Linked DNA regions of Homo sapiens: region 2 is linked to region 1. Evidence: read pairs that join two places in POLR2A ChIA-PET (ENCODE). Cell type or tissue: PC-3. All regions are shown on one strand. Each heading gives the region's core, and the rest is flanking DNA. Links, peaks and the distances in the headings are about the cores only.

Region 1 (9,085 bases), core at 1,749-5,748:
ACCACATGACCTCACCCCTGGATTTTGGCTGTAAAAGCTTGATTGTTATGTCTCCACTCTCTCTACCCTTTTGAAACAAGAGTTAAAAATAAACAGAAAATGTAAAAAATTAATTTGTCTGGCTCCAAGCTATATTCATTAACTTTCTCTGCAGAAAGTCAAAGGCTAGTGGTATTTGATGAAGCTCCAATCTGAGTTCTCTCAGGGAAAAAATCTTAATGAAGCTGCTTTGAACAGTTGGGATAAAACCAGGCAGCAAAGGGACTGTCCTAGGATGATCATACTAAGCAAACTCATCCTAAGCCTGGAGATGGTCTCATAGTGTAGAAGAAGCCAGCTGAAAATCTCCCAATGAGGTCATTAATTCCTCCTCATTCACTGATTCCTTCCAAAGTTGAGAAACTCCATGAAAACATTCAGTTACCTGGTCCTTCCATTGGATCATCACATAAACTTATGTTTCATTTGCTAATTCAGACATCATATGTTTATACTGTCCTCTCCATTTCCCCTTGCAGAGTACTGTTCTTACAAAGTGTTAGCTTTTGTGTTCACTGTAACTTTTCATAGAGTCACAATTCACACACAGCATTCCTGCCTTCAAGGAAACTGTCTTAAACTCCATTTGTATCAACTGAAAACAAATGGTGATCACAGAAAGATGGCCTGGATATATGGATGATGTTCTAAATGACTGGGAACATCCTAGAAAAAGAAATAGTCTGTAAAACAAAAATCTGTCTGCCTGAAATATATTAATGGCCTTGGAAATGGAATCAGAGATAAGAGACAGCAGAGAAGCCCCTTTTCTTTAATCTAAATACTGGAATTCAGGTTCTGAGATTTCACAGAGACGGGGTTGATAGCAGGGCCAGAAGAAAGAGAGCAGATGTTGATGAAGGAACATTCCAAGCAATTTTCTCTCACCTTGGGGCAATGTTTTGAACATGCACAGTTAAGGTGGAAAGCAGCTTATATAGGATGAAGGTCACAAAAATGAATATAGTTTAGACATCATGATTTCATCTCTTTCTCTCTCCTGGACTTTATCATAATGGCATCATCCAGTGTGCTTAGAGTGAGCAAAAGATGTTTGTTTTTAATAATTCTTTGGCAGATAGGTCAGGAATGTAGGCCTAATATCCTGCTTTGCTTATATGAACCTTAAAAACAGAATTATAGTATCTGAAAGACAGAAAGAGTTTAAAGATCATCATTTCATTTTTTCGTGTGTGTGTATGTGTGTGTGTAGTGAGGAATCTATTGATTACCTGTATCACAATCAATAGGGTGCCAGTAAATAATTAAGATTCCTGAATCTTGTCACAGAGCAAGTGAATCAAAATTTTTGTGGGGCCTACAGGTTAAAAACCTGCATATTATTAATAATAAATAAACTGCCTAACGATTTCTTTTGTACATTAAAGCTTGACACTCACTGGCCTAATCTACCCTTTAATTTGCCAGTGAGAAAACTGGGCCATTTCTTCACCAAGACTAATTGGTAGCAAAATATGCATAATGCAAGAGTTCTCCTGACCACAGTAGAATACATTTTTTAAAATGATTTCATGAAGAGACTTGGACTCTCCTATAGCAATGATTACTTTCTGTTTCATGCAAACACCAAGTCCTGAAAGGTTCCTTAATGGGATAAAGCTTCTAGTTTTGTAGGTACTTGGTTTTATTAGTTAAATGCTAAATGGAGTACATTTTTATAGGAGGCTTTAACTGTAAGACCAGTTACTTAAATCCTCCTGAGAAATATCCTGATGACTCAGGATGAGACATCCCCTGGTCTCTTCTTGCATCCAAAGTCCTTTTTGGCTCTGCTTACAGATTATCCTGTTTAATAGCAAAGATGTTTCCCTGAGGGGGTTCATGGAGCATGTATCTGGGCCATTTACCTAGGATGACAGCTCTTTGAAATCTCTTCTGTATCCTCTTGCAGAGCTAGTTTAGTGCAGATACAACTGTACATCCCTACACAGATCAAACACATTTCCCAAACTTACTGTCCAGTGTATTTATTTATTATATTATATACTGAGGATCTTTGTAAAATTTATTTTGGACAAAGGATTCCGTTGTCAAAAATAAGGCATTTGGAAGACATATTTTTAAAAATGTGTTGCTTTGAAGAGTAACACTGATTTCTACATTTAGGGATAGTCTGTGTGGGTTGCTATATCATTGCTATGGACGGAATAGCGTCCTTGGAAAATTTATATGTTGAAGCCCTAACCCTCAATATGACTGTATTTAAAGAGAACTTTTAGGAGGTAATTAAGGTTAAATGAGGTCATAAGAATGGGGTCCTAATCTGATAGGATTAGTGGTCTTAAAAGGAGACGACAGACAGAGCCCTCTCTTCACATACATGCACCAAGGAAAGATCATGTGAGCACACAACAAAGTGGGGGCTGTCTGCAAGCCAGGAAGAGGGCTCCCACCGGAAATTGAGCATGCTGGCACCCTGAGCTTGAACTTTCCAGCTTCCAGAATTGTGAGAAATAAACTTCTGTTGTTTAAGCCGCCCAGTCTATAGTATTTGTTATGGCAGCCTGAGGAGATTAAGATAGTCATGCAGAGTAGGCCTAGTTTCAGAAATGGACATGAAAACACACGGTAATATGGTCCCAGATAGGCCCCTTCCTGGAACACATATTTCCTATCTCAGGTGCTCTCAGGTTGTGGTTAGTGTGTATGGCCTCTGTGTGTGTCACCTTGCATTTGGCTTAATAGCCTCTAGCTTCTTTCAGATAGCTCCATGGCAGTGTTAGAGTGATGCCCTACTGGTGTTTCCTTAGGATTGTTAACCATAACATGATGCACTAACGCTCTTAAACCAGCCTGGACAACATAATGAGAGCTCATCTCCACAAAAAAGTTTTAAAAAATTACCTGGGTGCAGTGATGCATGCCTGTAGTCCCAGCTACTTGGGAGGCTGAGGAGGGAGAATTCCTAACTATAGGTTGTACAACAGAACTCTAGAACGTCTTCATCTTGCATAACTGAAATTTGTTACTCTATTATATGCTTGAGGTGTATCTAAACTCTTGAGTTTGCATACTCTTTTATTACATCATGACTATTGTCTTCAAACCTTTACAAGTGACTGGGCTGATAAACTTAATTTAAAGTGACTCTTACTTCAGGTAAGTTATTTCATTGATTCATATTTCTTCCAAACTTAGCACCACCACAAATCAGAGCTTCTTGATGATAGGTAAATCTGCCAGGCTTTGCCTTAGCAACAAAGAAAAGCAAACTTACTAAAGATATTTCAGGGTCAAAGACCTGATATACAGTGATAAGTTGGCATTAGATAAAAAGAATCCATTTTAAGAACTGAGGGAGCTAATAAGTATGTGGGTGTTTGTGGAGAAAAGAAGAGGAAATCAGGCTTGTGAGGCTGGGCAGTGGCCCACTGCTGGACTTCAGATAGACTTTTCAGATTACTGACATGCCATAGAACCACAGGCTTGGAGACAGCATTCTCATAAGGGAAGAGGTTGAGCATAAGGTCACCCAAAGGCAGAAGAAAATATTTATTTTACTATTTAGAGTTGTTTTCCTTTCTTTAAACAAACTCTCCATCAATTCCACAGCAAGAGCTTTCTTCTGGCACATCTGGTTTATGTGAATACATTAGTGAGTTTCCCAGGAAGCCGCAGCATCACACAAAGGCCCATGATCATTTCACCAGGTAATGATTAATGTCATGTTACAGTTTCACAATATCATAATTGAATAATCAATTAACTAAGGTTTTGTGAGTACTATGTGTGAAGAACAATAATTTATTTATGTGACTATTCCTCCTCGATGACAGCAGTCAGTTCCTTCTGGAAAGTATAGATTAAGCCATTGCATTTCTTGGTAAATAAATATACTAGTCAAAGACCAAGATATTATTTATGTGTATGTACTAATGACTTTAACAGAGATATAAACCCTTATTTTAGGAATTGTTTAGTACTAGTAGTAGAGTTCTAAATGGATGCTATATAAAGAATTTGCTCTTTATTATATTAGTTATGAGAATTACAACCAGTGAATCATAGTAACTGGAAAATACCTTAGGGTTATAAAAGGAAATCCATTAATTGTACAAATTAAATATTTGAAGACCAAAGAGGGCAGGAGACTTATCCAGGCCTCCTGAGTCTTTAGAGTTTTTAATTAGAGCACCAGTCCATGCAGATTGTATTTGTCTTCTTGAAGCTGTGACTCATGAGATATACATGTATTGCTTAAGAATACATGTTTACTCTTTCTGCACTACCTGAGTGACAGGATCATCCATGTCCCAGACCCCAGCACCACGCAGTATACCCATGTAACAAACCTGCATGTGTACCCTCTGAATCCAAAATAAAAGATGAAAAAAAAAAAAACCCAGAATATATGTTTAAACACCCAGCTCTGACCGAGGACTCAAAAGAAAAGTGGCAGCACAGGATGTGGAGGTGAAGGGCAACCTCCTTTTTCCGAGCAGACATAGCTAATGTCATTCATGCAAAGCCCTTATGTTTGATTGCACAAACATACAACACCATGTAGAAAAATAAGAAAAGATCATCTGTGGATAGAACATCTGGGTGGGTACAGCTAGTCTCTGTGGTTTGTCTCTTTCTAAGATGTCAGAGTGGCATACTCTAAAGACAGTTCACCCCACAATTTTGAACACATTCCCTAAGACCCAGAGAATCAAACTGTTAATGCTGCTGTGAGTTCTTTACAATGGTTTTACATTAATATTGCCAGGAGAAACTTTAAAATCACCAATGCCCCAGCCCCTTTCCAGACCGATGAAATCAGAATTTCTGGGCTGGGTCCCAGGCATTGGTAATTTTTAACACTCCCCAGGTGACTCTAATGTGCAGCCAGGCCTGAGAACTATTGAGTCACTCATAAAATTAGGCAAAAAAAAAAAAAAAAAACACCCAGCTTATTTATAAAATGGTCCTCTTATCAAAGAAATAAAGCAATGTTCAGTTAACTACATTTAGCAAATAATTCCCAATTTAGCTGGCACTGTCTTAAATCTGTGAGATTCATTCTCCTCCTCTTCCTATTCCTCTTCCTTCTCCTTATTCTCTTCTCCTTCTCCTTCTTCTTCTCCTTTTTTGAGACAGGGTCTCACTCTGTCGCCCAGGCTGTAGTGCAGTGGGTCCATCATAGCTCACTGCAGCCTTGAATTCCTAGGCTTGAGCAATCCTTCAGCCTCAGCTTCCTGAGTAGTCAGGACTACAAGTGGGACTACAGGACTACAGGCGTGTAAATTAAAAAAATCACGCGCCTGGCTATTTTTTTTAAATTTTTATTTTTTTGTAGAGATGGGGTCTTCCTATGTGGCCCAGGCCTCCTGGGCAAACTCCTGGCCCCAAGCAATCCTCCCAACTTGGCTTCCCAGAGTTGCTGGGATTACAGGTGTGTGCCACTATGCCTGGCAGGGATTCATGCTTCTTTTGAGATTTAAATAAGTCAATGTTTAAACCCTAATCTTCAGTTTCCAACATTTATGACTTTCCCTCTTTATGTTCTTTGTCTCAAGATGAACATTTGTACTTTAAGTGATTTTCTAGTCAGCAATTATCATTTATTAAATTCCTAATGTTTGCCTGTCTCTATGTTTGGTACTCTGTACACTTAATTTATTCCTCACAACAGAGCTATGCATTAGACATTATTATCCTCATTGTATATAAGGGAAAATTGAATCTCAGATAAGTTGAGTTGGATGGCTAGAAATAGCCATTCTGATCCCCTAAACCAGGTTTATTTTTTTCCTATTCTAGTATCCTGTATCTAGTATACTGTATCCTGACAATAGCATGGTGTCACAGCTAAGTCCTGGACTGAGAATCGGCAAATGTGTGCTCTGGACCTGCAACTAATGTCTCTTACAAGTCCCATAACTAGAACTTCTTCATCTTAAGAAAACAAAAAGGGGCTGGGCATGGTGGCTTATGCTTGTAATCCCAGCACTTTAGGAGGCCAAGGCAGGAAGGGTGCTTGAGCCTAGGAAGAAGTTCAAGACCAGCCTGGACAACACAGTGAAACCCCATTTCAAAAAAAAAGTTATTAAAAAAAAAAAGAAGGGCTAGGTGCAGTGGCTCATGCCTGTAATCCCAGCACTCTGGGAGGCCGAGGCAGGCGGATCACCTGAGGTCAGGAGTTCAAGACCAGCCTGGCCAGTGTGGTGAAACCCTGTCTCTACTAAAAATACAAAAATTAGCCAGGTGTGCTGGCTCGTGCCTATAGTCCCAGTTACTTGAGAGGCTGAAGGCACGAGAATTGCTTGAACCCGGGAAGCAGAGGTTGCAGTGAGCCAAGATTGAGCCACTGCACTCCAGCCTGGGTGACAGAGTGAGACTCCGTCTCAAAAAAAAGAAAAAAAAAAGAAGAAAAAAAAAGAAAAGATTCAAGAAGGCAAGAAAGAAGCCAGTCACAGAAGACTACATTTTGTATTATATAAAATTCCATTTATATGAAATTTCTAGAAAAGGCAAAACTATAGAGACAGAGAATTGGTTCGGTGGTTGGCTGGGGTGGGAGAGGGGATTGACTGCCACAGGTGTGAGGGAACTTTCTGGTGTGATGGGTATGTTTTAAACTGGACTGTGGTGCTGGTTGCATAATCATATATAGTCATCAAAAATTCTATAATTGTACACTTACAATGGGAGAATTTTATGATATGCAAATTATTCCTCAATAAGGCTGTTAAAAATGGTACTGGGACTTGCACTAGAAGATGACTGCTATAATGATTCTAGAGATACTAACTCTTTATGGCATTTTCACAGCAGATAACTTGAATTGTTGAATCTTTAACAACATTTTGACCTGTTTTTTTATGTACCCATTTAAGTATCCAATTGATAACTCTTGACCAATTCTCTGTCTCTATTGTTTTGCCTTTTCTAGAAATTTCATATAAATGGAATTTTATATAATACAAAATGTAGTCTTCTGTGACTGGCTTCTTTCTTGACTTCTTGTATCTTTTCTTTTTTCTTCTTCTTTTTTTTTTTTTTGCATACATCTATGCAACCACCATCACAATCAAGATATAAACATTTCCATCATCCCAAAATTTCCCTGTGTCCTTCCCAGTCAACACTCCCACTCACCACCCCTGGCCCCAGGCACCACTGACCTGCTTTCTGTCACTATAGATTAGATTTGTCTTTACTAGCATTCCATAAAAATGGAATCAGACAGTATGTATACTTTTGTGTCTGGCTTCTTTCACTAAGCTTGCTGTTTATGAGACCCATCCATGTTGTTGCATTTATCCAGTAATTTTTTTTCTTTTTTTTTGAGACGGAGTGTTGCTCTGTCGCCCAGGCTGGAGTGCAGCGGCGCAATCTCGGCTCACTGCAAGCTCCGCCTCCCAGGTTCGTGCCATTCTCCTGCCTCAGCCTCCCGAGTAGCTGGGACTACAGGCATGCGCCACCATGCCCAGCTAATTTTTTTGTATTTTTAGTAAAGACGGGGTTTCACCATGTTAGCCAGGATGGTCTCGAGCTCCTGACCTCGTGATCTGCCCGCCTCAGCCTCCCAAAGTGCTGGGATTACAGGCTTGAGCCACAGCGCCCGGCCCCAGTAATTTTTTTTATTGTTGAGTAGTATTAGCTTGTATGGATATATCATAATTTGTTCTTGGCTATAATGAACAAAGCTGCTATAAACATTTATGTACAAGTCTTTTGTGGACTTATGTTTCATCTCTCTTGGGTAAATTCCTATATCTAGGAGTAGACTTGTTGGGTAACAAGGCACACGTATGTTTAACGTGTTAAGAAATTGTCAAACTGTTCTCCAAAGTGACTGAGGTTGACACTTTCAAATTCTACATTCTTGCTAGCAGTGTATAAGACTTCTGGTTGCTCCACATCCTCCCCAGCACCTAGTATTGTTCTATTATTTTATTTTTCACATGAATAACTTTTTATTTTACCAAAAACTTGATATTGTTCTATTGTTATTTATGTCAATATTTTATTTCTCAGTGAAATTTATTACATAATTTTGAAGTTTTTCTCAAAATAAGAAGTGGCCCACTTTTTAGAAGCCCTGTGTGCAAATTAATTCTTACTGTTCAGCATCACAGTTATTTAAAAAGTCAAATAAACACTGCAGTTTAGCAAAGTTTTCCCCCCAAAATTTCAATGGTAAGTATTAGCTGTAATTTTAAATAAGAAATGAAAGTTTAATTGGGCAAAATCTGGACATCCACATGGAGTAAAGTAGAAACCTATTAGTCAAGTGATGTGGGACTAATTTTTTGAGGTTTAGCTCCATTATTACTGTACTTATGCTGCAGATAGTATATCTTATACTCTGCGTAGAAAACAATACATCAGTAGGTTGGGGCCTAGCATCATCATTTACTTTTTTGCATCTGAGGCTTCTTTCTTTATTTCTAACAGGTTGACCTGAACATCATTGGCTAAACATAGGAAATCAAGAAATTGTTAAAACTTCGCCAAAGTTTTCTACCTCTAATAGTTAAGAGATGATGAAGGGAAGACTCTGTTCTTCAGAAGAATTCAATAATGTCTTCTTTCACAGGCTTTAAAAGATTATCTCTTCAAAGATTCTTCTAACTTTTTGTTTGTTTATAGACCATGTGTTCTCAATAGGAACAATATTGTCCACCAAAGGGTGAAAATTGGTTCTTGGGGGGTTTAACATTTTCTTACTATTTTAATGTATAAAGCACAGATATACCTATATACAGTTCACAAACAACATAATGGTGTCTCTGTGGCATTAAATCTCATGGAGGAGAGGACGATCAGAAAAAATGTCTAAAAAGGCTTCTTTAGGGATGTGATACTGAACAAAAGTTTAGAAACTGAATTAGAGGACAGGAAAGGCACATAAAGAGTTTAAAGGGACTAATCAAACAGGACGTTTTCAACTGATTACATGAATTTGGTCTGAGACTGATTCCTCAGAATGCCCCCCACTCTCAAGATACCATTTCACCTGAAGTCATTAGCTTTGGAATAGAAAGGAACAAATCTACGCTTTGTTAAGAAATATTTGTAAATTGGAAATTTTCAT
Region 2 (9,085 bases), core at 2,454-6,453, 220 kb after region 1:
TGGTTTTCTTAGTTAGCACTAAAGCAAGGGTAGAGAAGAGGAAATTTTATGGCACATTAGGTAAAGTTTTTTGTTTTATTTTAAAACTGGGATTCTTGGATCCAATTTATGGTCCTATATCTGGATTGAGCCCATATTACCTGTAAACACTGGCACCAAGAATCTATTAGAGATCCTTATAAAAAACAAAAACAGGCCGGGCATGGTGGCTCATGCCTGTAATCCCAGCACTCTGGGAGGCCGAGGCGGGCGGATCACGAGGTCAGGGCATTGAGACCACCCTGGCTAACACGGTGAAACCCCATCTCTACTAAAAATACAAAAAATTAGCCAGGCATGGTGGCAGGCGCCTGTAATCCCAGCTACTCAGGAGGCTGAGGCAGGAGAATAGCGTGAACCCAGGAGGCGGAGCTTGCAGTGAGCAGAGATCGCGGCACTGGACTCCAGCCTGGGTGACAGAGTGAGACTCATCTCAAAAAAAAAAAAAAAGAAAAAAAAAGAAACAAAAACACCTACCAAAAGCTGTATGATTAGCTTATTTTTGAAATGTAAACTATTGAAATGAAGTTCACTAATACACTTAGAAATTAAGTTACAACACAGCAAAAATGATTAAATCTTTTGCTGTATAATCAGGATTATAATAGCAGTGATATGGTTTGGCTGTGTCCTCATCCAAATCTCATCTTGAACTCCCAGTGAGAGGTAACTGAATCATGGGGGCAGGTCTTTCCCATGCTGTTTTTGTGACAGTGAGTAAGTCTCATGAGATCTGATGGTTATTATAACCTTTTTCCTGTATAAATTACCCAGTCTTGGGTATGTCTTTATCAGTAGTATGAAAATGGACTAATACAGTAAATTGGTATCAGAAGAGTGGGCACTGCTGAAAAAATAACCAAAAATGTGGATGCAACTTTGGAACTGGGTAACAGGCAGAGGTTGGAACAGTTTGGTGGGTTCAGAAGAAGACAGGAAAATATGGGAAAGTTTGGAACTTCCTAGAGACTTGCTGAATGGCTTTAACAAAAATGCCAATAGTAATATGAACAATAAGGTCCAGGCCGAGGTTGTCTCAGATGGAGATGAGGAACTTGTTGGGAACTGGAGCAAAGATGACTCTTGTTATGTTTTAGTTAAGAGACTGGTGGCATTTTGCCCCTACCCTAGAGATCTGTGGAACTTTGAACTTAAGATAGATGATTTAGGATATCTGGCAGAAAAAATTTCTAAGCAGCAAAGCATGCAAGAGGTAACTTGGGTGCTGTTAAAGGCATTCAGTTTCAAAAGATAAACAGAGAATAAAAGTTTGGAAAATTTGTAGCCTGACAATGTGATAGAAAAGAAAATCCCATTTTCTGGAGAGAAAATCAAGCTGGCTGCAGAAATTTGCATAAGTAACAAGGAGCTGAATGTTAATCATCAAGGCAATGGGGAAAATGTTTCCAGGGCATGTTGGAGACTTTTGCAGCAGCCCCTCCTTCAGAGGCCCAGAGGTTTAGGAGGAAAAAATGGATTTGTGGGTGATGCCCCAGGTCTCCATGCTGTGCGCAGTCTTGGGACTTGGTGCCCTGTGTCCTAGCCACTCCAGCCATAACTGAAAGGGGCCAAGGGTACAGCTTGGGCTGCTGCTTCAGAGGGTGGAAGTCCCAAGCCTTGGAAGCTTCCACGTGGTGTTCAGCCTGTAGGTGCACAGAAGTCAAGAATTGAGGTTTGGGAACCTCTGCCTACATTTCAGAAGATGTATGGGAATGCCTGGATGCCCAGGCAAAAGTTTGCTGCAGGCGGGGCCCTCATGGAGAACCCCACCTAGGGCAGTGCAAAAGGAAGATGTGGGGTTGGAGGCCCCACAAGTAGTCCCCACTATGCTACTGCCTAGTGGAGCTGTGAGAAGAGGACCACCATTCTTCAGATCCCAGAATGGTAGATCCGTGACAGCTTGCACTGTGTGCCTGGAAAAGCTGCAGAAACTCATCATCAGACCATGAAAGCAGCCAGGAGGGAGGCTGTATCCTGCAAAGCCACACTGGCAGAGCTTGTGTCCCTAATGGGACACCACCTAGCAGAGATGTGAGAAGAGGACTACCATCCTTCAGACCACAGAATGGTAGATCCACCAACAGCTTGCACTGTGTGCCTGGAAAAGCTGCAGACACTCAATGCCAGCCTGTGAAAACAGCCAGGAGGGGAGTTATACCCTGCAAAGCCACAGGGGTGGAGCTGCCTAAGACTATGGGAACCCACCTCTTGCATCTGTATGACCTGGATATGAGTCTTGGAGTCAAAGGAGATCATTTTGGAGCCTTAAGATTTGACTGCCCTGCTGGATTTCAGACTTGTTTTGGCCAATGTCTTCCATTTGGAATGGCTGTATTTATCCAATACCTGTACTCCATTGTATCTAGGATGTAACTAACATGCTTTTGATTTTACAGGTTCATAGGCAGAAGGGACTTGCCTTATCTCAGATGAGACTTTGGACTCTGGACTTTTGAGTTAATGCTGCAATGAGTTAAGACTTTGGGGGACTGTTGGAAAGGAATGATTGGTTTTGAAATGTGAGGACATGAGATTTGGGAGAGGTCAGAGGTGGAATGATATGGTTTGGCTGTGTCACCACCCAAATCTAATCTCGAATTCCCACGTGTTGTGGGAGGGACCTGGTGGGAGGTAATTGAAGCATGGGGACTTTCCTGTGCTGTTATCATGATAGTGAGTAAGTCTCATGAGATCTGATGGTTATTATAAGGGGGAGTTTTCCTGCACATTGTCTTTTTGCCCTCTGCCATCCATGTAAGACATGATGTGCTCCTTCTTGCCTTCCGCCATGATTGTCAGGCTTCCCCAGCTATGTGCAACTGTAAGTCCAATTAAACTCTTTTCCCTGTATAAATTACCCAGTCTTGGGTGTGTCTTTACTGGCAGCATGAAAATGGACTAATACAAGCAGTTACCTAAGAGACTAATATATGAAACTGGCAAAAGACACAACTACTTGGAAGATATTTTTCCAAGTTATGCAAAACCATCTCAAACAATCTAAGCTATGATTTGTATGCAATTATCAAATTAAATGACTAATATTCAGTAAGACCAGAGATTGTAAGTTATTTAATGTTATTGGTGCGAGAAGAAACTAGAATGAATATAATTTTCTCTCGCCCCATGTAATAGAAAATGTTAGAGAATTAATGAGTATATTTTTTACTTAGGGTTTTTAAAAGCTTGGCTAAAGTCATAAGGCCACAAGACAGTTGATTAACACAGATAATAATAATAACAAAAACAAGAACAATAATGTTTATTAAACACTTAATATATGTCACACACTGTACTTAGATTTTTTCATATGTTATTTAATTTTTAAAAACAGCAACAATGTGAAGATACTATTATTATTCACTTCATATAGATGGGGAAACTGACTGCAAAGACATGAAGTAATTTGCCCAAGGTCACAGCTCGCAAGAGAAAGAGCGAGAAATTGAGTCCAGATCCTAGTGACTACAGGCTGGTAACTACCACCCAGAAGAAGTTAAGTCAGAGGTCCCTATTCAATTTTCTTTTTTCTCCTGCCCTTCTTCATTACTACCAAAGACATACCCAGGGTTCTGCAGGAGTACAGGAGGGCATATCTCCTCCTGTCACTTTGAAATAAAAACAATGGGAAAGTGGGTAAAGGAAATGGATTAGAACAAATTAAACGTCAGCTGAGCAAAAGCCTCCTTCTTACACCAGGGCTCACACTGCTTTCTGCCCTACTTTGTCCTCACTATCCACCTGAATTTTTATAAAAGAGAAGTTTAAACAAATTGTGACTATTTTTTTTTCTGAGAAATTTAAGGACTAAAAGTGCACATCAAACATTCTGAGAGCCCTAAGTCTAAAAGTAAAAATTCCCATTCACTTTCTAGAAACAACCCAGCTTCCCTTCATCCCTATTAGCAGTTAATTGGTCAAGGGCCAAGGAGTAAAGTTCTTTGAGAGAACATTCCTGGCAACTATGCAACCTGACACACCTTACATGTAATACTGTAGATTTTCAAAGGCTTTTATGTGACTCACCTCTACCAAGACATCCGTGGAGTTATTTTCCACAATCACAGGGATTTCTGGTTTAGCTTAAAGGCAAATAAAACATAGTTAGTGGCACCAAATGTCATCCTACCTGGCCACTAGTGTGTGTATGTGTGTGTGTGTCTATAAGCATCTTCATTCATTAAATATTAATATTTATAAATTAATATTTATTAATATAATACTGCCAGGCCCACTGTGTACCTGGCAGTATGCTAGATGCTTAGGAAACAAATGTGGACAAATAATATTCACTGTTCTTAAGAAATCTACAGTTTCATGGGAATACAGATAAACAAACTGGAAGTTACAATACACTGAGATAAGTGCAATGATTAAGGACATGTAGGATTTGAAGACAGCTTTTAAATAAATTTTCTAACCTAACCTTGGAGGATAGGAGGAGGCTTTTGGAAGATGTGATGTGGTTATCAGTGATGAGTCAAGTAAAATTGGGAATGTGGAAGACTGGTAGTGCAAGCGGAGGATGGGTGGTGGGGAGGGAGAGAAAAGAGCAATGTTCTACATGTCCAAAGGCTTATGATATGGTTTGGCTCTGTCCTCACTCAAATCTCAACTTGAATTGTATCTCCCAGAATTCCCATGTGTTGTGGAAGAGACCCAGCGAGAGGTAATTGAATCACGGGGGCTGGTCTTTCCCATGCTATTCTCATGATAGTGAATAAGTTTCATGAGATCTGGTGGGTCTATCAGGGATTCCCGCCTTTGCTTCTCCCCATTTTTCTCTTCCCATTGCTGTGTAAGAAGTACCTTTCACCACGCACCATGATTCTGAGGCCTCCCCAGCCATGTGGAACTGTAAGTCCAATTAAACTTCTTTTTCTTCCCAGTCTTGGGTATGTCTTTATCAGCAGTGTGAAAACAGACTAATACAATAAATTAGTACCAGTACAGTCGAGTGTTGCTGAAAATATACCCAAAAATGTGGATGCAACTTTGGAACTGGGTAACAGGCAGAGGATGAAACAGTTTGGAGGGCTCAGAAGAAGACGAGAAAATGTTGTAAAGTTTGGAACCTCCTAGAGATTTGTTGAATCACTTTGACAAAAATGCTGATGGTGATATGAACAATAAGGTTGAGGCTGAAGTGGTCTCAGATAGAGATGAGGAACTTGTTGGGAACTGGAGCAAAGGTGACTCTTGTTATGTTTTAGCAAAGAGACTGGCAGCATTTTGCCTATGCCCTAGAGATTTGTGGAACTTTGGACTTACAAGAGATGATTTAGGGTGTCTGGCAGGAGAAATTTCTAAGCAGCAAAGCATTCGAGAGGTGTATTGGGTGCTGTTAAAGGCACTCAGTTTTATAAGGGAAGCAGAGCATGAAAGTTTGGAAAATTTGCAGCCTGACTATGCAATAGAAAAGAGAAACCCATTTTCTAGGGAGAAATTCAAGCTGGCTGCCGAAATTTGCATAAGTAGGAAGGAGCCTAATGTTAATCTACAAGACCATGGGGAAAATGTCCCCAGGCCACATCAGAGACCTTCACAGCAGCCCCTCCCATCACAGGTCCAGAGGCCCAGGAGGAAAAAGTGGTTTCCTGGGCTGGGCCCAGGGTCCCCTTGCTGTGTGCAGCCTCGGGACTTGGTGCCCTGTGTCCCAGCCATTCCAGCTATGGCTGAAAGGGGCCAACGTGCAGCTTGGGCCATTGCTTCTAAAAGTGTGGAATCCCCAAGCCTTGGCAGCTTCCACATGGTGTTGAGCCTGTGCGTGCAGAGAAGTCAAGAACTGAGGTTTGGGAACATCTACCTAGATTTCAGAAGATTTATGGAAATGTCTGAATACCCAGCAAAAGTTTGCTGCAAGGGCGGGGCCCTCATGAAGAACCTCTGCTTGGGCAGTGCAGAAGGGAAATGTGGGGTTGGAGCCCCCACACAGAGTCCCTAATGGGGCACTGACTAGTGGAGCTGTGAGAAGAGGGCCACCATCCTCCAGACCCCAGAATGGTAGATCCACCAACAGATTGCACTGTGCTCCTGAAAAAGCTGCAGACACTCAACACTAGCCTGTGAAAGCAGCCAGGAGGGAGGCTGTACCCTGTAAAGCCACAGGGACAGAACTGCCTAAGAACATGGGAACCTACCTCTTGCATCTGTGTGACCCAGATGCAAGACATAGAGTCAAAGGAGATCATTTTGGAACTTTAAGATTTGACTGCCCTTTTGGATTTTGGACTTGCATGGGGCCTGCAGCCCCTTTGTTTTGGCCAATTTCTCCCATTTAGAATGGTTGTATTTACTGAATGCTTATACCCCCATTATATCTAGAAAGTAACTAACTTGCGTTTGATTTTACAGGCTCATAGGCAGAAGGGACTTGCCTTGTCTCAGATGGGACTTTGGACTTGGACTTTTGGGTTAATGCTGAAATGGGTTGAGAATATGGGGGACTGTTGGGAAGGCATGATTGATTTTGAAATGTGAGGACATGAGATTTGGGACAGGCCATGGGTGAAATTATATGGTTTGGCTGTGTCCCCACCCAAATCTCAACTTGAATTGTGTCTCCCAGAAGGGACCTGGTGGGAGGCAATTGAATCATGAGGGCTGGTCTTTACCATGCTATAGTGAATAAGTCTCATGAGATCTAATGGGTTTATCAGGCATTTATGCTTTTGATTTTCCTCATTTTTCTGTTGCTGCTGCCATGTAAGAAGTGCCTTTCACCTCCTGCCATGATTCTGAGGCCTCCCCAGCCATGTGGAACTTTAAGTCCAACTAAATCTCTTTTTCTTCCCAGTTTTGGGTATGTCTTTATCAGCAGCATGAAAATGAACTAATGCAGCTTAGAAATAAAGTCTCATTATAAAGGTCCCTGAAGTGGAGCAGAGAAACATTTGATTCTTGTTTGGTTGCTTGGCACTAGGAAATATCAGGGAATATTTCAGTGATTTTGTTGTTTTACTAGATTTTAAGTGCCTCTGAGCCAGTATTTTATCAATTTCTTCATCTCTAGCACTTAACTGCCCAGCACAAACTAGACATTAAGTACATCGTGTTGAACAGAAGTGGCTTCAAGTAAATTCTTGAGCATAGCAAACACAGCCTTCTATGACTCAGTGGAAAGAATGCTAAACCTCCAGTCACAGATGCTGTCAGTGCCTGCTACAGCCACTAGCCATTTACCTTGGCATACTGAAGATCTCTTACTGGGATAACTCTTTGATGACTAGATGACTCTTTGCATAATGATTTATTGAGATTATGGGAGTATACTTAGTCCACAAGTAGTAAAAACTGGGAGTCCCAGAGAGTTAATAGTGATACAGATGGAGAGATGGTAGATGAATACCCCAGCTTTCTTGCCCTTCATGTGGGATAACTCTGATGTGTGTTCTATGCTGTCTCCCAGTAAGATGAGCTCTAAACCTATGGTGCTAACTGATATAATCTTGTACATTTTCTTATCTTCCTTCCCTTCCCTGACTCACTTTCTCACTCCTTTTCTGATGTTTCCCAGGATGGCCTTTCAAATAAATTAACCGCAATCCTTATCTCGATGTTTTATTTCAGGGGAACCCAAAACCAAGATACAACCTGAAACACTAATGGATGGAGAGGTATCTCTTACCTCCTGTTAACAAATACCAGCAGAATAAAAGCCCTGAAAGAAAGAACAACTACTAAAAATTGCAGAGGTGACAGGGTGAGACAGATTTTCTTTGAGGTTGAGGACAATCAGATTTGGAATTTAGGAGTGGAACAGAACCCTGTGATGGGCAGGTGACTCCCTGCCAAGGAAAGGAAAACCAAAGGAGACCAGTGAAGGAGATGCAGGAAGTGGCAAAATTGCTGGAGTAGCCCCTCTTGTCCCTGGTCTGTTAGACAATGAAGAGTTGAGCAATGGACATTGTTTGGGAAGAAGAAATATGCTGGGTTTAGGGCATGTGGAATAGATCTGATATATATTTGGGTATTGATTTCAAGGTTTTCATGGGTGTTTTGGGGAGACTTATTCTATATGAGGAATCACCAAGGGATGTAAAGTAGGTTCTTATAAGATATGTGGTCAGGGCCACAATATATACTTGGGTAACACCTCAAAATAGGTTAAGGACTGGATGAGACTCCACCCAAACACAACCCGCCCAGCCAATTTACTAAATGCAAAAACCAGGAAGCACGAAAAATCTAATTTTCTGAACAAGCAGGCAGGGTTTCATATTTTTAAGCATCCACCGAAAGGACTTCAAAGAAGAAACAAGAGAAATGTAGAGACAAAGAGCTGTAGAATCCAATAGGGTGATAAAAATGAGATATAGAAGGCTGAAAAACATTTAAGATCAAGATAGAGGTGTTTTAATGCAGCAAAGAGATACAGGACACAGCATAAATGTTGACAAGGCAATTAGATCAAGTTATGATGCAAAAAGTCTTGATCAATAGGGGACACAGCTTGCCTAGATTAAAATTGATATTTCTTTCTACATTGAGGATGGCTGCCTTCATTGGTTTGACAATAGACCAGATGAAGCAGTTTCATGTTTGCACTAAGACAGTCACAGCCTGGTAAATAAACAAATGGTGATAGCAAAAGAGATGAACAGCTTGTTTCCAACTCTTCACAGGACACTGTTTAGGCTCCGTAAGGAACCTGATCATCAGGGATGATTATTGCCTAGTCCATCCCTGAGGAGAGATGAAGAGAAAGAGAAGGGGGAGGATGCAGAGGGAAGGGGAGGACAGAGGAGGGAAGGGGGAGGCAATTTTGTGTTTTCTTCAAAATACTAAATTGTATGACTGCCAATAATAGGGCAATACAATTCCAAATAATTTTTTTTTGCTTGCTCTGCCCTTTAGAGAATTGAGGAACAATCTAGCAGCCTGTGTCCATAGGTTTGTGAAGTTATTTTCTCTTTGTTTATCTCATTTTCAAAAATAATTAATTGTCTATCCACCTCACTGCTTTTCTCTTTGCCTTCTTTAAAATTGACTTTCTAAAAAACACAGATCTTTGTCACAAAAAATGAAAAAAACATCCAAAGGCAGA

What was found. Peaks named below come from ENCODE experiments on the same cell type or tissue, not always from the same donor. Only the 100,000 strongest peaks of a DNase experiment are listed, where the experiment ranks them.
Region 2: POLR2A ChIA-PET joins it to region 1 with 9 read pairs; 3 of 35 experiments call an interaction of 5 or more read pairs at or near these places.

What each region holds. Positions count from the first base shown.
Region 1 is chr3:111,803,809-111,812,893 of GRCh38, reverse strand. It overlaps LOC105374040 (a long non-coding RNA gene), which reads left to right. Exons shown (of 4, transcript XR_924333.4): 3 at 3,613-3,710; 4 at 8,446-9,085. It also overlaps a transcript of PHLDB2 not described here. Among named protein-coding and RNA genes, the nearest start is that of PHLDB2, 51 kb to the left of the region's middle. In PC-3, for the core only: no CTCF peak of the experiment used is centred there; DNase peaks (open chromatin) are centred at 1,813 and 4,243; H3K27ac peaks cover 2,314 bases.
Region 2 is chr3:111,580,359-111,589,443 of GRCh38, reverse strand. CD96 (CD96 molecule) reads right to left here. Exons shown (of 14, transcript NM_005816.5): 5 at 4,066-4,121. Among named protein-coding and RNA genes, the nearest start is that of ZBED2, 10 kb to the left of the region's middle. RefSeq lists silencers at 2,415-2,615, 2,675-2,875. In PC-3, for the core only: no CTCF peak of the experiment used is centred there; a DNase peak (open chromatin) is centred at 4,073; H3K27ac peaks cover 2,032 bases.